2 separate regions of the Homo sapiens genome follow, and region 2 is linked to region 1. Evidence: chromatin loops called from intact Hi-C (ENCODE). Cell type or tissue: PC-9. All regions are shown on one strand.

Region 1 (4,000 bases):
TGATTATAGTAATTTATGTAAATAAGAAACTGACTTTGTTTGGGGTAGTATCTATACTCCTCATGAACCTAGCACAGCCCTTAGCCCACTTTGCTGAATAAGTGAGCAAATGGGATTCCTTTGTCTCATTATGTATCAGGGAACAGAACTAACAACAGCTGTAGAGTATTTACTTTATGTCAGCCACTGTACTGGGCCCTTTACATAATCACAGAATCATGACACTTCTTACAACATACCTGTGAGATAGGTTTTATTAGTCTTGTTTTATGGAAAGCGAAATTGTGATTCTGGGATATTAAGTAGCTTACTCAAGACCCACAGTTTAAGTGGTGAATCCAGGACTGGAATCTAGGACTGTCCTATTCCAAAGTTTGTGCTCCTCTATGTATCTTGTTATCTTGCCTTGCCACTGTATAACAGCACTGACTTCCTGATTAAAAATCAGTGAGTTCAATGATCAGATTTTAACAGTTAAAAGACTGCATATGAGGAAATAATGTCATACAAATTCTTAATTTTTTTCCCAACTTCCCTCTGGATTTTTGATACTTCAGTTTAAGTATGATCTAGGAAAATTTTAAACAAGGAGATCAGATGCACTGCAAGCTAAGGTGTTTTCTTATTGTTGCATTCCCATCATAGGGGCAAAGAAGTATGTCAATGATCTTCCTTCAATTCTCCAGCCCTGGAAACCATTTATCAAGATGGTTGCTGTGTAGTTTCAGGCAATTTAGTTTTGGAAGGACAGAGTGAAAAGCAATGTAGTTTGTGTGGCAGTTAATGCAGTCAGTGTTTATAGAAATGTTTTTGAATTAAATAGCTAACCACTAAAATAGCATTTTATCAAATAATCGCCATAAATAAAATGCATTTTGACTTTAAGATGACATGTGCTCTTACAGGATGTTTCTTCTGCATGCTAAGGATTGTATAACAAATTAAAGAACACACATTTATGTGGATAAAAGGCAAATAAACTTTCCCCAGCAGTAATGTGGAAATCATCACTGACGGTTTGACATATCAATATTTCAGGAAAAATAAATGACTTTCATATCCATGGCATTTTTTTATCATACTTATTCATTTTTGCATTACTTGAATACTTTGAAAAGAATCTGTACTTTATCACCTGAAACTGCTTAAAGTATTTCAAAATATTTTAATAAAGCTTTTTGAATTATCAAATAATATAACTTTTAAACAAATTTTACTATTATTATAAATATTTGCTCTTCATCCCTCGCCCAAAGGAAAACTATAAATCTTGTCTCAACTGAATGAACACCATTTATCATATTCATTTTGTTGTCAATACAATTATGAAAAGCCCTTGGCCTTTTCCCAAGGAAGCTGATTTGCTACTGAAACTCAATTATTATAAGCAACGCCAGTACCAAACCACCCCATTTGGCAATCTAACACAGCTTCTGGCATAACTGACACTTCTCTCCGCCCCTGACCCTGATAACTTCAACATCTATGGTCAAATGGAGGAGACAAAGGTTTCTAGTTCACAAGAAAACATTAAGTCCCAAGATTTTCCGTTTGCTATTTTCTGCCATCTGCTGGACAAAAGTTTCATTTCAGAAAGGTTCCCCCGCTACCCCCAAAGGAGCTAAATAAGGAAATGGAAAACAATACAGTATCTTCTCTAAATTTTGGGCAGTATCAATTACGGCAGATAGTTCTTCTTTGACACTGAGGGGAAGGTTTCTGACCTTGACTCTTGGTTGAAACTGTTGAAGAGAAAAACATGAAATGTTAATCACTAGATAGCCTAGAGTTGTAGACTGGTTTCAAGATCACCATCGATATTACAGTGCCCAAAGTAGACTTTTATTATTTTTCAAATAATGAAAATTTTGATTTTGAGAGTTGCTCTTTATGTTTAGAGAAATAAAAGAGTCAAGCTGGGTGCAGTGGAGCACACCTGTAGCACCACAGTCCCAGCTAGTCAGGAGGCTGAGGTGGGAGGATCGCTTGAGCCCAGGAGTTTGAGTCCAGCCTGAGCAACATACAAGACCCCGTATCTTAAAAATTAAAAAAAAGGCAGAAATAAAAGGGTCATATATAATTCCAGTTTAACTGTCACTGTTAAGAGAATTTTAAGACTTTCCATGTTGAAATTTCATAATCTCTGTACATATTATATGTAGATAAAAACCATGTGCATGATTACTCAATGACATAAAAATTTTATCTGTAACCCTTCTCTGGGTACATAAATCTGATGAAGTATATTTTAATAATAATTAAAGATATGTCAGTATCAAATTAATGTTTAAAAATTTTTATAATATGTAGAGTTCTCCCTAAAACATGCCTAGATCCCCTATTAGTTATATTTTTGGCCATAACTGTGGCATAGTAGTTGACAGTTACCTTTAAGAAGTTTCTATTGCAATTTAATTTACAGGAAACTTTGGATAAGGAGGGTTTAAAAAAAGTAACTGAGAAATAGTTTAGATTAAAAAGTAAATTAGCTTTCAGATTATATAATTTTTTTCACATGCTCTGATGGTTTCATGCATAAAAGACATGAAAGCATTATATAACACTTAGATGACTTGCATACAATATCACTTCCTGCTGGGATCAAACATAAGTCATACAACACTATTAGAACAATATTAACGACCATTTACAACTACCAAAAATGTGCCAGACATTATACAGAGTACACTTTACCTATTTTAATGGTTACAATATACCATGATACTGAATTGTATCTGTTTTCAAATGAGAAAACCAAGACTCAGACAGGTGAAATGACTTGCCAAGGTTCACAACACAGTAAATGAAGAGCTGGGATTTTAAGCCGGGTCTGTCTATCACCAAAGTCTATGCTCTTTTAACTCTTACATGATAAGGCATTTCTGTGGGGGGTTTTTTTTTTTTTTCCTGTCTGTACTAACCCTTGGCAAAGGTCAATTCAAATTTTACACCAAATGACAAACCTTGACTTATTTATTTTTCCCTTTCCATGTCCATTCATTATCTTCATGATAATGAAAAACTGTGGCATGATGGGTTAGGCCTTGAAGAGATAAAATGATCTTCCCAGCCTTGCTAATTGAGATGGAGATTCAAATCTCCCCTCAAAAATGTCAAATGGTAGGATTCATTGATCCCTAAAGATGTTAGCCAGATTATCCCTTCAACTCCAACATAAACAATCATTTGGGGGAAGTCATTTTTAAGTTATCAATATTTAACGGCACCAAAAAAGTGACTTCTCTGAGCTGGGTCTCCAAATACTGTGCTCAGTTATCTGCTCTGCTGCCACTGTGCTGTAATTTTTAGCTGATTACACATTAGTTCATTTAGCTTTGTTTCCTCTTCCCTACTGTGCCATACTATTAAACGAAAGCGAGGGGCCTGGCATCCCTCTGTGCACAGAGCTGGTATTGTCACAGTGTAATAAGGATACATCCAGTCAAACAGCATGGTGTAGCTGGTCTTTGTGTTCAGTGCAAAGGCAATCCCTCGAAGATCTCTTGCCAGCCCGATCAACATACGCTGTCAGTGGGAAAGAGACACAGTAATTGATTTTCACGTTAGCGCAGAGCAGATGGAGTAATAATCAGGCAATAATGACCACATATCTGATTTTGATTCATTAGCTAAAATGTCTCGTTCAGACCTCTTTCTACAGAAAAGCACAGACTCTTTAAACAGACCATCAAATCTGCTGATCAACTCCACTTTACTTCTTATAAATTTAGCTAAGTCATAATTCCAGTAGTGTAGCTAAGCATTTAGAGTCTTAATATACTTTGTTTCTGAATAATGCCAAATCTGAAAAAAAAGATGAGGATTGATAATTACACAAAACAGATATGTACAGGGTCTAGACATTATTTAATAACAGCAAATCTTGAACATCGGCTTGCATGCAAGCGGCCCCACAACATAATTTAGAGTCTATCCTAGAAAGGCACTGGCATTTAAAAATTCCTAATGAATATCCTTAATAACTTCAGGACAAAATAAA
Region 2 (4,000 bases), 400 kb after region 1:
TTGTCAAGTCACTGTAGTCAACGTTGTCGCTGGAAATTTCAATGCTGGCAAAGCTGATCTTCCGTTTAAAGCTGGAGATGGAGCTGTTGATGATATTAGTAATACTGACTTCTTCTACTTCCTTTGTTGTCCCCTAGTTCATAGACAATGCAGTTAGCTTAAAAGACTTGACTCAGCAAAATAAATAAGTAGGTAATGAGCTAATAAAAAGTTTAGAGGCCTAAGTGTTGAATAATTAGGCTTAATAGAGAGTGGCATTGAGTGCTTCAGAAATTGGCCAATAAGCCAGGCTTGGGCTCCTGTTGCCCTGTTTGGAGACACCTATTTGTAGGTCACCAGCATATATAACAGGAGGAGTAAACATGGCCTACTGTGGATATCCTGAGCAGTGTGCCAGATGCGAAATGCTCAGGCTTTGAAGTTAGTGGACCTGGGTTCAAATTCCATTCGGCCTCTCACTATTGTGAAACTTTAGTCACCTCAATCCCTCCAAGACTTTATTTCCTCGCCTGCCAAATGGTGATTGGTATTGCCATCTTGAGACTGATGGGAAGATTAAATGGTAAAAAATGGAAAGCATCTGGTAGGTGTTTGATGACTTCAATTCTGTTCCAGGGAGAAAGGAGTAACTGATTACGAGAGATAATAGAAATCAGCTGTGTCTTAAAGGCTTTGCCACCAAAGCAGAAATAGTGATGCTCCCTGCCATTGCAAGGAGTTGCCATTCTCCAACATGGCTGGGGTCAACTCCCAGGAATGTGGGAGTGTAGTGAAGTCAGAGAGAGTGTGGTTTGGTTCCTTGACCAGGCCGCTTGCTAGGTGTGGGGTCTTATGGGAGTTACCATATCACTGTACAGGACAATGAAATGAGTACCATTATTATCCCAATTTTACCCTTGAGAAATGTGCCACATCAATTAGTGGCACATTTCTCAAGAGTAAAATTGGGATAATAATGGTACTCATTTCATTGTGTTGTTGGATGAACTAAAGGAGATGTTGACGGATGTTTAGGACACAGTGAGTACTCCATAGTGCAGTGATTATCATATACACAGCAGAATAAGAGCTTTCTGGTGTCTTTAGAGGAGGCTGTCAGTATTTCACCAATGTCCATTTTGCCAATCTAGTAAATCCAGATTCTTGGGCGGGGGGATGAGGAGGTAACTCAACTTCCTTCCTCCCTCATAAGGAAGCCTAAGGGAGCAAAATAAATAAAAGCCATGTTCCTCTTTGGCTGGCACACGTGGTCATTTGCCTTTGGTGCTTGGATGACATGACTATGAAACATTACTCACTGTAGCCAAACCCAAGGGAAAAAGCAACTGGATCTTTGGGTCATTTTGATTCCTCATTCTACACTATTAGATCCTCCGTGGTCCTAGCACTTTGCTCAAGGTGGGCACCTCTTCTGAACTGGATCCCTATCATTTTCTTGCTTCTTAGCATGAACTTTAGAATGCCATTATCTATCAAATTTGGCTTCCAAATAACACTAGGGGTCCATGAACCTGTAAAGGGTGATAGTTAAGAGCATGGTCTAATGCTCTCTGCAAGTGGGAATAGCGGATAAGTGTCAGGCTTTGGAACCAAGTAGGTTTAGGTTGGAATCCCAGCTCTACCTCTTAGTATCTATATCCCCTGCGGTAAGTCTCTTTCCCTTCTTGTTATCAGATTTCATAAATTTAAAAAAGGAGACAACCTTATTGGGTTGTTATGAGCATTTAAAATAATATAGTATTTGCAAAAGGCTTGTTACTGTGTCTGGCACATGTAAATGCTTGATAAATAATGACTATTATTATTATTTAGAGAGCTGGACTATAGTGTTCCATTGCTAAACCAAATAATGACAGTTTTTCTCAATTAGCAGAAAAATATGCTCACCAAGAAATTTGTCACAATCTAATATTTCCATACATTTTTCAGTAAAGCATTACTTGTATAATTTAAGGACAAAATAATGCAACAAAAGAATTAAATAGTAAATATATATTAATATAAAACTTGCAAGCAGCTGATCATGTTTTTTTCATATTGGATTCTTCATGGATGCTTGCTCCTGTGGTTGTGATTTTATGCTGCATACAGATAACATATTTTCTGCTGGAAAATTAAACATATTAATATCTCATTGTATTTGGTGAAAAGAATGGTCTTTTTCAAGGGGCACCATGACTTCCAGCTGCTCCCACCTGAACAAGGATAAGACTCACTGGAGCACAGGGAATCACTGCGGGTGGGGTGGGGATAGAAGCCAGGTCCAGCCCATGTCTACAGATCAGCACACGGCACCAGTGATGGATCATACACAGGGCCCTCAAGACTCTTACCCTATCTTTGGCTGCCATCTGCTGTAAGGAACTGTAGTGAGCAACTGCATATTCTAGCAAGGCCCCAAACACAAAGCTAAAGCAGATCCCCAGGTACACATCGATGGCCTTGATGAAGCAGTTGGTGTTGGGAAGAGAAGTGCGGGACCCGATCATCAGTGTGGTCATTGATAACACGGTCGTCACTCCTGGGAAAACAGGCAGGGGATGTTCCTACAAAGTGACTGGTTAGTCCTCCACCATAGCCTGGCAGAGTGTCCCCATTTGAGAATTGGCAGGGTGAGGGCAAGACCCAGAAATGGAATGCATCTCATTTTGAAAAGTCTGCGACCTTCTAGAATAGGGTTGATTTGTCCATTTTGTACAGATATGAGGGATGTGTTTTTTTTTAATGTTTCACGTTCTGTCTTCTCCTGGGAGGGGGTGATAAATATGCAAAAGAACTGACAATAGACCATCTAAGCACAATGATCCCTTACTTGTCACTGTAAAACTTAAGTTTAAAAATGCACCACTCCTGGCAGGGCATAGTGGCTCACACCTGTAATCCCAGCACTTTGGGAGGCCAAGGTGGGCAGATCACTTGAGGTCAGGAGTTCAGGACCAGCCTGGGCAACGTGGTGAAACCCCATCTCTACTAAAAATACAAAAATAAGTTGGGCATCATGGCACATGCCTGTAGTCCCAGCTACCTGGGATGATAAGGCAGGAGAGTCACTTGAACCTGGAAGGCAGAGGTTGCAGTGAGCCGAGATCACGCCAGTCCACTCCAACCTGGGCAACAAGAGTGAAATTCTGTCTCCAAAAAAAAAACAACAACAAAAAACCCAGAATCCTAAAGTAGTCTCTTTCTGTCTCTCTCTTTCTTTCTCTGTAAAAGAATCTCCCAAGAAAACAACTCTTGGAACTGCCTTAGGAATATCAATGAAGACAATGGTAAAAGGAAAAAAAGTAAGTAACCTGATAAGCCAGTTCTTAGAAATCTCCTGTTGGAGCTGCTTACCAATGCAGGTTCTTGCAGGGACTGAATCGAGAGAGATCCAAAATGAAACCCAGGACAACACCACCAGGAAAGTGGAAGGAACGTAGGTTTCCAAAATGAAATACAGAACATTCCTCCGAAGCTCAAACTGTAAGACCAATCTAGTGTAATTTCCTGAAAGGGTAAACAACAGATAGGAAATTGTGTCTGTTCGTGTAGCAAGTGGTTTCTCTATGGGATGCTTAACTATATGTACATTAAGCCCTCTGTCATTGATCTAAATCTGGTTATGTATGAACTGTCATTATGATTTCCACAGGAGACACTGCTGTTGCATTGAATGGGATTTATAGGGGCGCTGTCCTGCCTTATGTCCAACCTGGGCTTTTCTGAATCACAGTATTCCTACAGCAGTGCAATCAATACTGGTTTTCTTGACGTCTGCCTCACTAGACAGTGAGTTCCTTGGGGGCAAACACTGAATCTTTCAGTTCTGCACTCACAAAGTAGTTGTTCAATAAATACCTGTTTAATGAAGATTACCTGTGACCATCTGTTTCTCAAGGAATACTATGGAATAGACCTAATGGACCTATTAAATATAAGTGAATTTTTGATGATTTCAGAGGCACCCCAGATTTTATACTACTTCAGGGCCATCCTTAGGGAATCTAGCAGTGTATTC

The links. Hi-C counts contacts between places; a loop is a spot of excess contacts. Peaks named below come from ENCODE experiments on the same cell type or tissue, not always from the same donor. Only the 100,000 strongest peaks of a DNase experiment are listed, where the experiment ranks them.
Region 2: it touches region 1 in a loop (8-fold over the local background); 6 of 110 quality-filtered maps call a loop at or near these places.

Annotation. Positions count from the first base shown.
Region 1 is chr5:171,205,049-171,209,048 of GRCh38, reverse strand. RANBP17 (RAN binding protein 17) reads right to left here. Exons shown (of 28, transcript NM_022897.5): 20 at 3,437-3,525. Among named protein-coding and RNA genes, the nearest start is that of TLX3, 100 kb to the left of the region's middle. In PC-9, CTCF peaks have their summits at 1,384 and 1,586 (motif pointing left); no DNase peak of the experiment used is centred here.
Region 2 is chr5:170,808,089-170,812,088 of GRCh38, reverse strand. GABRP (gamma-aminobutyric acid type A receptor subunit pi) reads right to left here. Exons shown (of 10, transcript NM_014211.3): 8 at 3,337-3,489; 9 at 2,334-2,521; 10 at 1-133. Among named protein-coding and RNA genes, the nearest start is that of GABRP, 26 kb to the right of the region's middle. In PC-9, a CTCF peak has its summit at 2,351 (motif pointing left); a DNase peak (open chromatin) is centred at 2,348.